2 separate regions of the Homo sapiens genome follow, and region 1 is linked to region 2. Evidence: read pairs that join two places in POLR2A ChIA-PET (ENCODE). Cell type or tissue: Caco-2. All regions are shown on one strand. Links, peaks and the distances in the headings refer to the core of each region. The heading gives the core; the rest is flanking DNA. Region 1 overlaps TNS3 (tensin 3). Region 2 has its middle 9.6 kb from the start of TNS3.

Evidence for each region. Peaks named below come from ENCODE experiments on the same cell type or tissue, not always from the same donor. Only the 100,000 strongest peaks of a DNase experiment are listed, where the experiment ranks them.
Region 1: POLR2A ChIA-PET joins it to region 2 with 5 read pairs; 4 of 35 experiments call an interaction of 5 or more read pairs at or near these places.

What each region holds. Positions count from the first base shown.
Region 1 is chr7:47,509,320-47,513,704 of GRCh38, forward strand. The region is part of intron 2 of TNS3 (tensin 3); the gene reads right to left. Among named protein-coding and RNA genes, the nearest start is that of SNORD151, 47 kb to the left of the region's middle. In Caco-2, for the core only: no CTCF peak of the experiment used is centred there; no DNase peak of the experiment used is centred there.
Region 2 is chr7:47,589,513-47,593,897 of GRCh38, forward strand. No RefSeq gene overlaps it. Among named protein-coding and RNA genes, the nearest start is that of TNS3, 9.6 kb to the left of the region's middle. In Caco-2, for the core only: a CTCF peak has its summit at 352; DNase peaks (open chromatin) are centred at 329, 2,249 and 2,609; H3K4me3 peaks cover 183 bases.

The sequences.
Region 1 (4,385 bases), core at 119-4,118, 80 kb before region 2:
CCTCAAAGTTTTACAAATGTTTGGACTAGGACTTCACACTCGATTGTCAGCAGCATGGATAATCCTCAGAGTAGCAAGTCCACCGTCAATCTATCCGTGGCCCAGCTCTGGTCAGCACCGCACCAGGCAGTGTACAAGATACTTTCCCGTATGTTACTGCACTTGCTCCTCGTAAGCACCTCTCGGGGAGGAACTGTAAGGGTGACTCAGCCAAGGGGGCAGCCATGGTCCATGAAGGTGGGACTCCAGCCCGTCTGTGCATCAAATTCAGTGTTTGCATCCAGCCATACTCTCCCTGCCTTTCTGACATATTACAAAATATGAATCAAACAGTGCCCAGGCCCAGCTTCCTATCCTGCCGCCCACAGGAGACAGCCCCCTGCCTGCCCTACCCCTGCCTGCCCTAACCCTGCCCATACCAACCTCACCTCCTCATTCACGCCATCCTGCACCCACCTCCTGGGCCCGGCTCAGCTGCCTCCGTTCCTGAGTTGACACCCTTCTGTGCCACTGAACCATCATGGCAGGTCATCATGGCTTGTCATATCATGATGATCTCCCTGTGTCCATCTCTCCCGATGGGCTGCAAGCTCCTCAAGGGACAGCGTCTCTGTTGTGCATGACCAGGGTCTCACAATAGCAGCACTAACACGAGTAACAGGCAGCTAATACACTCAGCACCTAAAAGTTTGAACTGCATGCGTATTGCCAAATTTCCACCACACCCTGGAAAGAAGCTACCTATCTTCGCCTGTTTTACTAATGTGAGACTGGGGTTTGTGGATGAGACTGAGGATTCACGTGCTGGACAACTGTGTCCCAATCTTGACCTGTTCCAGGTCTGCTTTCAGAAGCCCATAGCCAGCAGGCCCACAAGCTATGGAGACCTCATTACCTGATCACCACTTAGGGATTCGGGGCTGTGAAGGTGCTGGCCAGAAGGGAGGCTGCAAAACAGAAGAAGAACTTCGCACCAAAATCCATCTCTGAAGCACACAGGCCCAGAAGACAAAACGTATGTGTTCACTTTGACCCTCAGCCAGGCAGACCCGCCTCCTTTTTGGAATAGCAGTTGTGTGAGCTGGCAGCTAAACTAGCCACCTTCTCAGGGGATGTCATTTTTATTTGAAAGAACTCCTAGCAGACAAAATGCAGTTATTCAGACTCGAGTGCTTGTCATTTTCTCAAAAATGAAGTGAGTCTGTCATCATAAACCAATGTCAAAATTTGAGATTTCAAGTGAAAATTAGAATTTTAAAAGACTAGTACCCAGGCCAGGTGCGGTGGCTCACGCCTGTAATCTCAACACTTTGGGAGGCTGAGGCGGGCAGATCACTTGAGGTCAGGAGTTTGAGACTAGCCTGGCCAACATAGTGAAACCCCATCTCTACTAAAAATACAAGAAATTAGCTGGGCATGATGATGCATGTCTGTAATCCCAGCTACTTGGGAGGCTGAGGCACAAGAATCTCCTGAACCCAGGAGGCAGAGGTTGCAGTGAGCCGAGATCGTGCCCTGGGTGACAGAGTAAGACTGTCTTTAAAAAAAAAAAAAAAAAAAAGACTTGTACCCATCACCAGGGCCTAACAACTCCTAGGACATTTCTGTTAAAATCAACAATATTATTAACAAATGTGGGGATTTTCCTGAGATTGTATAACAAATATGTCAACATTTAGAAGTTCTGCGAAATTGTCAGTGGACCAATAATTTCCAAATGTCCAGTGCGTGGTGTTCCACACCGGGTAAAAGATGCACTTGGTGTGCAAGACAGGCCAGTGGATTTTAATAAAACAGCGTAGGAAAAACTCTACTGACACAATTTCAGATTCCACAGTGAAACTGAACTTTAAGCAACTGTCACTTGAGTTCTGGTGTAGAATCAAAATGAAATAGCTACAATGGCCGGAAAAGCCTATTAAAATGCCTCCTTTTCCAAGTAGATATGTTTATGGGGCTAGATTGTCTTTGACGCTTCAAACCAAACATTGCAGAAGACTGCATGCAAGGGTAACCAGCCTCTTGATTAAGGCTGCATAACAGAATCACAAAAAAAAATGCACCTCCTCTCATTTTGTTGTTTTGAAACATAGTTATTTTTTATTAAGCTTATGTTCATTTTAACATGTAATTGGTTCATTACCATTGCTTTTAACTGACTTAAATATTTTAAATACTCATCAGTTTCCCATTTCTAATAGGGTAAATCGTGATGAATACAAACCACACTGACAAGAGCCCTTTAGGGTCTTCTAGGACCCTAGCAGTGGGTGCCCGAGACCCGCAGCGCGAGGGCAACCCCGTTCATTCTCCTTGCCTGAGGCTCTCAGAATGGGGTAAGGACCCAACTTTGACCAACAGAAAGGTAAGTGAATTCTCCCAGGGGCTTCTGGCGAAGGCCTTCCCACTCCTGTAAACGAAGCAAGGGAAAATGCCTCAGCTTCTGGAACCTCCCCCTCTGAGCACGGAGCTGGACCCACAAGAAGAACCTGGAGAACTTGGGTTGCAGAACCGGGGCCCAGGCACACTGCCCGGAGCCTGCCGGCCGCTGCACCTCCCCCTGCAGAAGACACATGCCCTGCTGGCTGGGAGAGGCTCCTTCCATGCAGCCCCGTTATTGGCTGCCACGGTGCCTTCCACGAAGCTCCATGTACTTTAGACGCCTTGTTCCACCTGTTCCCATGGGGACCAGGGAGAAAGTCACATTCTCACTCCGTTGCACGAACAGCAAACTGCAGCACAGAGCGGAAGCTGCCTGCCCTGGGCGACAGAGCAGGTTAAGCAGTGACACCAGCTGCCAGCCCAGCTCTAGATGGGCAGAGCCCACCTCCCAGAGCTGGACTGGAACACCCAGTGAGCTGGTGTGCAAAGGCTCTTCTGTGCCTGGTGCAAGAACTGGGGCTCCACATGCATGAGCCCACTAAAGCAAACATCTACCATGAGCTACACACCAGGACCAGGAGCAGGTGTCCAGGGACCTCAGGAGTCTGAACTCACATGCTCACTCCAGCCCCTCTCCAAGGATCCGTGCCAGTCATGTCCCCTCTGGCACACATTTCCCCTTCTGTAATTAGGAGTAGAACAGGGTGATAGCCAAGATTCCTCTCTGCCATGAAAAGAATAGTTTACCTAAGCAATAAAAAGATAAAATTACATATATATACAAACAAAATATTAGGTAGCTATTGAAAAATTATGATCTCAAACTATTTCACATGTGAGAGTTCTTACAAAAGGCAAGGCTAACAGATATACAGCACTCTGTGTTGTATGAAATAAACTTTGTGACCGACAGACATGCGCGGTGGCCTCATCTATAGGAGAGAAAATGACACTGGAGAGAGACCTCACAACTCAGACAGAAAGGAGGAGCCAGACAACAAAACTGGGAAAACTGGTTACTCCATGAAAAACATCATCATAATAATAACAGAAATACCATGAATTTCAGATGCATCAATCATAGAACTGATTCGGAATTGGAAAAGCTGAAATGAATTATTAGAATAAAATATCAGAGAACATCTTTGTGACTTTGGAAAAGGGCAGACATTCTACAACAAGGAACAAGAGTATGAACTAAATGAAAAGATGAGTAGATCTGAACAAACCAAACATTACAACTTTTGCGTGACAAACAGGCCACAAACAAACTTAGACAAGCAACTGACTGGAATGTTTGCAATGTACAAAGTGGAAAGATAAGAAACTGACCTTTTCTGAGGACAAATGTCATTAGAAATTGGCAAAAGTTCTGCCTAATATCACAGATAAGATTTAGTATTCATAATATAGTGAAGTCTCAGAAATTTAAAAAAATGATTTTTAAATTTATTAATTTTCAAAATGTTATTTATTTTTTTCTTTTTAGAGATGAGGTCTCACTGTCACCCAGGCTGGAGTGCAGTGGCATGATCATAGCTCACTGCAGCCTCAAATTTACAGGCTGAAGCAATCCTCCTGCCTCAGCCTCTAGGGTAGCTGGGACCATTGGCGCGTGCCACTGTGCAGGCCAATTTTTAAATTTTTTGTAGAAATGGGGTCTTGTTTTGTTGCCCAGGCTGGTCTTGAACTCCCGGTTTCGATCGATTCTCCCGCCTCGGCGTCCCAAAATGCTGGGATTACAAGCATAAGCCACCTCACCACGCCCTAAAATAATCTAATTTTTAAATAAGCAATGAACAAAGGATTTGAAAGGCTACTTTGCTAAGTAAACAGAAATGCTGCAGGCAGCTTTTTTGTATCTTTTTAGATGTTCAACCTCATGTAATCACCAGATGAATGAAAAACATAATAAAAAGGAGACATCACTTTTCATCCATCAACTTGCAAAAACTGAAAAGCTGAAAAATCTCAAGTGAGAGGGTCAGTGACATTCCATGCAA
Region 2 (4,385 bases), core at 169-4,168:
ACAAAAGTTAGCCGGGCGTGGTGGCTCATGCCTGTAATCCCAGCTACTTGGGAGGCTGAGGCAGAAGAATTGCTTCAACCTGGGAGACGGAGGTTGCAGTGACCGGAGATCACGACACTGCACTCCAGCCTGGGTGACAGAGTGAGACTCCATCTCAAAAAAAAAAAAAAATAGCAAGAGTCTGCTTCTGGTTTCCTGGGTAGGATTCCAGAATGTTCTCTGCTGTGTCTAGACTTGGAGAAGAAAGCTCTGTGGCGATGTTCTTAGGTCAGCATCCTGCTCACTCCCATACTTGGGCCTGGGACGTTGCTGGCACAGCCTGTGGGGGAGCAATGAGCAGCTAAGAATCTGACAGCAGGAAGACAGCCAGAGTGGAAGTGGCATGAGACACCTGTGTGAGCAGGCACTCCCTCTCCCTCCCTCCCTCCTTCCTCCCCTCTCTCTCTCCTCTTCTCTCCCCTTCTTTCTCTCCCTGACCCTGCCTTTTCTTCCTTTCTGCCTCTCCTTCTCTTTTTCTCCTTTTCTTTCCTCTTCTCTCTTATGGTCTCTCTCTTTCTTTCTCTCTCTCTCACTTCTTTCTTTCTTCCATCTTCCCTTCTTCTCCCCCCTTCCCTCTGTCATCTCTCTCTCTCTCACTCTCTCTCTCTTCCTCTCTCTTTAGATTACAGTGGCATAATTTTCTCTCTCCCCTTTATCTTTCTTCCTGTCTCTCCTTTCTCCTTCTCTCCCCCTGCCCCTCACTGTCTCTCCCCCTTTCTCAATCCTTCTCTCCCTATCCCTTTCTCACCTTCCCTCTTCTTCTTTCTCTCTCTTAGGACACATATCCAAAGAACAACAGGACTCAGATGAAAACTGGATGACAATTAGAAGAACTATTTCTCAGGGCTGGGCGCAGTGGCTCACACCTGTAATCCTAGCACTTCAGGAGGCCGAAGCCGGTGGATCATGAGGTCAGGAGGTCAAGACCAGCCTGACCAACATGGTGAAACCCTGTCTCTACTAAAAACACAAAAATTAGCCGGGCATGGTGGTGCATGCCTGTAACCCCAGCTACTCAGGAGGCTGAGGCATGAGAATCGCTTGAACCTGGGAGGCAGAGGTTGCAGTGAGCTGAAATCACGCCATTTCACTGAAGCCTGGGCAACAAGAGCAAAACTCTGTCTCAAAAAAAAAAAAAAAAGAAAGAAAAAGAGAAAAGAAAATAATGCCGGCCAGAGGCGGTGGCTCACGCCTGTAATCGCAGCACTTTGGGAGGCCGAGCCAGGCGGATCACCTGAGGTCAGGAGTTTGAGACCAGCCTGACCAACATGGAGAAAGCTCGTCTCTACTAAAAATACAAAATTAGCCTGGTGTGGTGACGCGTGCCTGTAATCCCAGCTACTCGGAAGCCAGAGGCAGGAGAATCGCTTGAACCCGGGAGGTGGAGGTTGCGGTGAGCTAAAATTGTCCCATTGCAATGCAGCCTGGGCAACAAGAGCAAAACTCCGTCTCAAAACAAAACAAAACAAAACAAAAAACAAGAAAGTAATCCCCATCTCCCTCACTGTAAAGGGTTTCAATGAACAAGAAGATAATTTGGACAAAGCAATCTATGAAACAAAGAGAAACAAGCTATGATGACGTTGATATGTGACTTGGGTATTGCACATGAACAATAATTAGTATGTGAGTAGGCAAAATAGCTAGGCATGGTGGTGCTCACCTGTGGTCCCAGCTACTCAGGAGGCTGAGGTGGGAGGACAGCTTCAGACCAGGCGTTCGAGACTGCAGCGAGCCATGACCATGCCATTACACTCCAGCCTGGGCAGCACAGTGAGACCCTATCTCTAAAGTAAATAAATAAAAATAACATAAAATGCCAGAACGCGTGTTTACTGTGTGGCTTTGGCAAGTTCATTAATTTCTCTGTGCCTCAGAGAAACTGTGCCTCAGTTTCTTCTTCTGTGAAAAATGGAGATGATACCAGAACCAATCCTAGCAGGCTGCTGTGAACACTAAGTACATGTTCTATGATCCATTTAGAACTGTGTCGAGCAGTTCGTGCAAATGTAGCCACTATGACTATCTCACCCTCAGTGCTACCCCAGGGGCAGCTTATCCCCTAAACATAATGACCACTGAATTAGGGGCTGTCAAGAGAAGACAGCAGCAAAGCAAGCTACCGAAGTTGGCTTCATCTCCTCCCTAGCTCCGCCCGAAGCCAAAAAATCTGCCCGAGGTGTTTATTCCAAACCTGACTGATCATGAAAATCACATTGGAGGAGGGGGCGGTTAAACATTCAGATTCCTGAGCCCAGATCCTCTAAATTCCAGGGCTGGGTCCAGGAATGTGCTAAAAAACAAACAAAAAAAAAGCCTCCAGGTTTTGTACTTACTGCATGAGAAAGGAAAATGTACATATTTAAGGGGAGTGCCTTGCTATCTTGGAGCATTATTAACCTGAGCCTCTTTTGTAGTTAAAGACTGTTTTTCATTGGGAAACAAAAATCTGCAGATTTTTAAACTAGTTCAAGAATTTAGCTGGGCATATTCCCAAGGGTTTGAAGGAAAGCGTTCTGATCTGCGGAATTCCTCAGCTGCACTGCGTGCTCTGAGATCACAGCTCTGGCTGCCCTAACCAGCCTGGGCCCCTGCTCCGCAAGACTCACCCACATGGACTTCAGGAGGGGTTTGGGGGCAAACCTGTGGCAATCAAATATATTCTTAAAATTGGAGAGGCGACCAGAAGCATTGAACTCAAGACAATATGGTTTTCAGAGAAGGTATTTTGAAGGATCTCCACTGAAAATCCACTTTCCATGCAAAGGGCAGAAGAGTTTCTCCAACGGGTGGCCCAGATTATAAAGCGCAAGGAAGGAGCTCTGCCCTTGCCGGACCACACACGTACGTGATCCACTTTACTCCCTTGTACCTGCCTCAGTAGCTCTCAAGGCCTTCTGGCCAGAATGACCAAAGTCACCTTGCTCAGAGGCTGCCAAATAGCACCCGGAGAAAACCCAGGCTCCCCCCAGGGCTGACTCAGATTATTTTGTGAATTTACACCGTTGTTTTTTTTTTTTGTTTTTGTTTTTGTTTTTGTTTTTTGAGACAGAGTCTCACTCTCTGACCCAGGCTGGAGTGCAGTGGAGTGATCTCAGCTCACTGCAACCTCTGCCTCCCAGGTTCAAGCAGTTCTCCTTTCTCGGCTTCCCGAATAACTGAGACTAAGGCGCGCACCACCATGCCTGGCTAATTTTTGTATTTTTAATAGAGACAGGGTTTCGCCATGTTGGACAGGCTGGTCTCAAACTCCTGACCTCAGGTGATCCACCCAGCTCAGCCTCCCAAAGTGCTGGCATTACAGGCATGAGCCACCGTGCCCGGCCGTGAATTTACATCTTTACATGATGATAAAACAGAGCATCATACCACACTCCAACGTGGCTGTTGCCAACTTTTACACTCTGCAGATCCCAGATGAAAGTCCCGGTCGGGCGCGGTGGCTCACGCCTGTAATCCCAGCACTTTGGGAGGCCAAGGCGGGCAGATCATTAGGTCAGGAGATCGAGACCACGGTGAAACCCCGTCTCTACTAAAAAATACAAAAAAATTATCCGGGCGACATAGCAGGCGCCTGTAGTCCCAGCTACTCGGGAGGCTGAGGCAGGAGAATGGCGTGAACCCGGGAGGCGGAGCTTGCAGTGAGCCGAGATCGCACCACTGCACCCCAGCCTGGGCGACAGAGCCAGACTCCGTCTCAAAAAAAAAAAAAAAAAAAAAAGTCCCCTCGCCCTCTCTCTGCCTGCCTCTGAACTCCCTTGAAGTGTGTCATTGATTAGGAAGCTGGAGCTCTGCCCTGGTCTTTTTGATGCCGGGCTAGCCCACAGAGGCTGCTGCATTGCTGCTGTTGGGGTGGTTGTTTTTTTTTCAGCAGCATTACTTTTTATTTCTAAATAAGTAAATAAACATTCAATCATGCCACTATTTTCCTTCCACTCTGGAAATCTTCAGAGTTCCAGCATGATGAGGCACAGCAGTTACTGGTCCCCTATCTCTGTCCCACCTTCCTCTCCCCAGTGAAAAGCCCCAGCCAAGCGAAGCAGTAAATAATTTCTCAGCATCAGGCACCTACCCAACGCCCATTACAACGGACAAAAGATGAAGCCTTACCTTGCCCTCCCTTGGCTCCGGAGAGCAAGCTGGGAGATGGCAAAGGAATTTGAACATAGCAGGTCATGGCCACGCGCCTCTGTGGCACCTGAGCTTTCTGTGAACCATTTGGCTGCTGCTATGGGACTCTTAAAAGTCAAATTTTTTGGCCGGGCGCAGTGGCTCACGCCTGTAATCCCAGCACTTTGGGAGGCCGAGGCGGGTGGATCACGAGGTCAGGAGATCGAGACCATCCT